Linked DNA regions of Homo sapiens: region 2 is linked to region 1. Evidence: read pairs that join two places in POLR2A ChIA-PET (ENCODE). Cell type or tissue: GM12878. All regions are shown on one strand. Region 1 overlaps EHBP1 (EH domain binding protein 1). Region 2 overlaps WDPCP (WD repeat containing planar cell polarity effector).

Region 1 (2,500 bases):
AGGTAAGGTATTTATTTCCTCTGGCTTTTTTCAGGATTTTTTTATCTTTGATTTTCTGTAGTTTGAAATGGATATGCCTAAGTGTAGGTTTTTTGGCCTTTATCCTGCTTGGTGTTCTCTGAGGTTCCTAGATCTGTGGTTTGGTGTCTGACTTTAATTTGGAGAAATTCTCAGTCATTATTGTTTCAAATATTTCTTCTGTTCCCTTTTCTTTTTCCTCTGCTTCTGGTATTTCTATTATGTGTAGTGACATCTTTTGTAGTTGTTCCGCAGTCTTTGGATATTCTATTCTGTTTTTTTTTTCAGTCTTTGTTCTCTTTGCCTTTTTTTTTTTTTTTTTTTTGAGACAGAGTCTTGTTCTGTTGCCCAGGCTGGAGTACAGTGGTGCGTTCTTGGCTCACTGCAACTTCTGCCTCCTGGGTTCAAGGAATTCTGCCTCAGCCTCCTGAGTAGCTGGGATTAGAGGTGTGCACCACCATACCCGGCTAATTTTTGTGTTTTTAGTAGAGATGGGGTTTTGCCATGTTGGCCAGGCTGGTCTCGAACTCCTGACCTCAAGTGATCCACCTGCCTTGGCCTCGCAAAGCGCTGGGATTATAGGCATGAGCCACTGTGCCCAGCCCCTCTTTGATTTTTAATTTTGGAAATTTCTATTGTGATATACCCAAGCTCAGAGATTTTTCTTCCTCAGCTATTTACAGTCTACCAATAAACCTATCAAGATCATTCTTCATTTCCATCGTAGTGTTTTTGATCTCTAGCATTTTATTTTGTTTTATTTTGGTTGGTTCTTTCTTAGTATTTCCATCTCTCTGCTTACTTTGCCCATCTGTTCTTGCATGCCATATACTTTATCCATTAGAGCCCTTAGTATATTAATTATAGCTGTTTAAATTACTGGTCTAAGTATTCCAGTATCCCTGCCATATCTGAATGTGGTTTTGATGCTTGCTCTGTCTCTTCAAACTCTGTTTTTTGCCTTTTATTATGCCTTGTAATATTTTTCTTGATAGCCAGATGTAATGTACTGGGTAAAAGGAACTGCTGTAGTAGGCCTTTAGTGATTCAGTAAGGACTGGGTTTGGGGGAACATTCTATAGTCCTATGATTAAGTCTCAGTCTTTTAGCGAGCCTGTGCCTCTGGACTGTGAACTGTAGAAGTGCTTTGTTTAGCGCTTAGGTGGGGCAGGATGGCTAGAATGGGCTGGAGTTGGATATTTTCCTTTTCCCAGGTCAGTTAGGCTCTGACAAAACCCCAGCAGGCTAGGTTCTAGTTAAACAGTTTCTCTTGTCTTAATGAGTCAGGCCTCGTTAAGAAAAGAATGCTCTGGGATAATTCAAAATGGTTTATTTCCCCCTTTCCTTGTTGGGATCATGAGGGGATTTTTCTCTGTTGTTCACTGTGAGAATGTGGTAAAGCTACAGGAGGTAAAACTCCCAAAAATGTGCTTCCCCTTTCCCCCGCGACTGGGTCCCCCTGGAGTTTTTATCTCTCAGACTTGTCCATACTGAGCCTTCAGTAGTTGATCAATTACAGTTCAGCTTTCCCTACCCAAGTACTGGTTCCCACAGAGGTTTCAGCTCTGGTAAGTTGTGATTCTTTGTATTCACCTGCTAATCTCTCTAAATTTGGGGGCAGTGGTTTGCCCTGCGACCTCATTTCTGTTATGGATCTAAGAAGAGTTGTTGATATTTCAGCTTGTTCAGCTTTTTACTTGTTAGGATGGAGCGGCAAACTGGAAGACTGTGTTTAACTTTTGAGGAACTGCCAGACTATTTTTCGTAGCAGTCCCACCAGCAATGTATGAGGGTTCCAGTTTCATCATATCCTTGTCAGCCCTTGTTATTGTCTGTCTTTAAAAAAAAAGAGTTTTTTTTTAGAGGCAGGGTCTTGCTTTGTCAGCCAGGCTAGAGTGCAGTGGTGTGATCATAGCCCACTGTAACCTTAAACTCCTGGGCTTAAATGATTCTTCCCTCTTAGCCTCCCAAGTAGCTAGGACTACAGGGTCATGCCATCATGTCCGGCTAATTTTTTAATTTTTTTGTAGAGACAAGGTCTCACTATGTTGTCCAAGCTGGTCTTGAACTCATGGCTTCAAGTGATCTTCCTGCCTTGCCCTCTCAAGTTGTTGGGATTATAGGCACGAGCCACTGTGCCTGGCCTTTGTCTTTTTTTTAGTAGCCTTCCTAATGGGTATGAAGTGGTATTTTATTGTTCAGCAACATACTTTCAACTGTTCTTTTACTATTTTGATTGTAGACTGTATCTCCTAGCTTGTTGATTTGGTAGGTGAGGATTTAGCCCTCCTATCATATCCTCCCTGAAGCATACTTACCCTTCTCTTTTCCTATTCCCTCACTTCCCAGTCAGGTCTATCAGAGTTAGGTCAGAATTCATTGTGACTTAGTAAACATAGTTAGCAGCTGAGCCCTATAGTATTATCACATTAACATTTTTTAAAAATTTCCTTGTGTTAATAATTACTAATTTTGTTTTGTC
Region 2 (2,500 bases), 410 kb after region 1:
TCAAAGACTTCTTTATCCATGCATTTTTGCCTACGTTATTTTAAAAACATTCACGATAGAATTCCATGTCTGTTGCTAACAGTAAGATGTTGAGCAAAATGGATACAGATACTGCCTTTTAGAAAGTTACAGCCTAATAGGCTGGGTGCGGTGGCTTATGCCTGTAATCCCAGCACTTTGGGGGGCCAAGGTGGGCAGATCACTTGAGCTCAGTAGTTCGAGACCAACCTGGGTAACATGGTGAAACCTCATCTGTACTAAAAATGCAAACATTAGCTGGGAGTGGTGGCACGTGCCTGTTATCTCAGCTACTTGGGAGGCTGAGGCAGGGGAAGTGCTTGAACCCGGAGGCAGAGGTTGCAGTGAGCCAAGATCGTGCCACTGCACTGCAGTCTGGGTGACAGAGTAAGACTCTGTCTCAAAAAAAAAAAAAAAAAAAAACTTACAGCCTAGTGAAGGAGATAATTAAACCAGAGTTATAATAAAAAGTGATATTTATGGTGATAGGAAAAGTACAAGATGGTATGGAACTTCCTAGAAGGAACAGTTATTTTAACATTGGCTTGTAGGTATTATCAGTTTGAAGCCTGGGATGAAGCCTGGACTGGAGATACCAATTAATGTCTTTCTGTTGCTGATTCCTGAGAGTTGATAAAAATGTCCCAGCAACTCAGGAGGCTGAGGTGGGAGGATGGCTTGAGCTTGGGAGGTTAAGGCTGCAGTGAGCTGTGATCACACCACTGCACTCCAGTCTGGGTGACAGAATGAGACACTGTATCAAGAAAAAAAAAGTTTTTCATTTTTCCTTTTGAGACAGAGTCTCATTCTGTCGCCCAGGCTGGAGTGCGGTGGCATGACCTTTCCTCACTGCAACCTCTGCCTCCTGGGTTGAAACGATTCTTGTGTCTCAGTCTCCCGAGTAGCTGGGATTACAGGCGTGTACCACCACGCCAGCTAATATTTGTTTTTGTTTTTGTTTTTGTTTTAGTAGAGACAGGGTTTCACCATGTTCACCAGGCTGGTCTTGAATTTCTGGCCTCACGTGATCCACCCACTACCCAAAGTGCTGGGATTACAGGTGTGAACCACTACTCCTGGCTGAGAAAAAAAAAAAAAGTATTTTCTTTTCTGTCCACTAAAAAAGTCTAAAAGCCAAGATTAACCCAGAGAAAACAGAAGAAATGGAGAAATAGTAGATTCTAGGTGTAAGACAGGGAATTTACAAGGAATTTACAAGATGAGTCTGGGACATCTCATGCCATAAAAGTTAAGCTGCTGCCAAAGACTAATAGGGTTAAAAGGACACAGGAGCCAACACACACACACACACACACACACACACATCCCAAACCCCAATGGATTAAAGACAAATGTGAAAGGTAAAAACTTTAATAAAAGGAGATTATCTGTATGAGATTGGAAATAAGGAAGGACATCTTAAACAAGATATAAAAGCATACCATAAAGGTATAATGGTGCATTCTTGTCTTTAATATAGTCAAAAATTTTTTTCGTCAACCACAAAGACAGGAAAAAGATAAGCAACAACTTGGGAGGAGTTATTTGTAACACTGACAAAGGATTAGTTTCTAAAATATATAAAGACTACTACAAATCAGTGAGAAAAAGGCAAAGAACTCAGTGGAAAAATGAGTAAAACATAGGAATAGGCATTTCAAGGAAGAAGAAACAAGATGACAAGAAACATATGAAAAGATGTTCAACCTCATTATTAATCAGGCAAATACAAATTAAAACCTCAATGAGAAACCACTACACAGCTACTAGGGATGGCAAACATTTAAAAACCTGAGTGTTTAAGTATTAGCAAGATGTGGAGAAATGGAAACTCTTATACTTGTTTAGTGGAAATATAAATTGGCAAAACTACTCTAGGAAATATTTGGAATTATTTATTAAAATTAAAGATGTGTATTGCCTGTGACCAGAAATTTCACTCCTAAGTATATACCCTAGGAATATATAGTTGCCCTGTTTGTAATAGAAAAAGCTAGAATCAACATAAATGTCCACTAACAGAAGAATGAATAAACTGAGTAGTGGATGAATAAATTGTATTCAGTCGGTGAAATACTATAGGCAGTGAAAATGAACATACCTACATCTACATATGTCAGCATGGCTATATTCAAAAATAATATTTAGTGAAAAAAGTAAGTAACAAGAAGAATGCACTATGTTTCCACTTATATAAAGTTCAGAAAGAAGTAAAACTAAACAAGTTGTTAAATGAGTTTGAGACCAACAATATAGCAAGACCCTGTCTCTACAAAAAGCCCAAAATTAGCTAGGCATGGTGGCATGCACCTATAATTCTAGCTACTCAGAGGGCTGAGGTGGGATGACTGCTTATGCCCAGGAGTTTGAGGTTACAGTGAGCTGTATTCATGCAACTGCACTCCAGCCTGGGTGACAGAGTGAGACTCTTTCTCTTAAAAAAAAAAGATTTTATTTATGGAACTTGCCTCATATGGGAAAA

Evidence for each region. Peaks named below come from ENCODE experiments on the same cell type or tissue, not always from the same donor. Only the 100,000 strongest peaks of a DNase experiment are listed, where the experiment ranks them.
Region 2: POLR2A ChIA-PET joins it to region 1 with 5 read pairs; 3 of 35 experiments call an interaction of 5 or more read pairs at or near these places.

What each region holds. Positions count from the first base shown.
Region 1 is chr2:62,735,902-62,738,401 of GRCh38, forward strand. All of the region lies in intron 2 of EHBP1 (EH domain binding protein 1), which reads left to right. Among named protein-coding and RNA genes, the nearest start is that of EHBP1, 31 kb to the left of the region's middle. In GM12878, no CTCF peak of the experiment used is centred here; a DNase peak (open chromatin) is centred at 1,490; H3K27ac peaks cover 692 bases.
Region 2 is chr2:63,147,548-63,150,047 of GRCh38, forward strand. All of the region lies in intron 17 of WDPCP (WD repeat containing planar cell polarity effector), which reads right to left. Among named protein-coding and RNA genes, the nearest start is that of OTX1, 98 kb to the left of the region's middle. In GM12878, no CTCF peak of the experiment used is centred here; no DNase peak of the experiment used is centred here.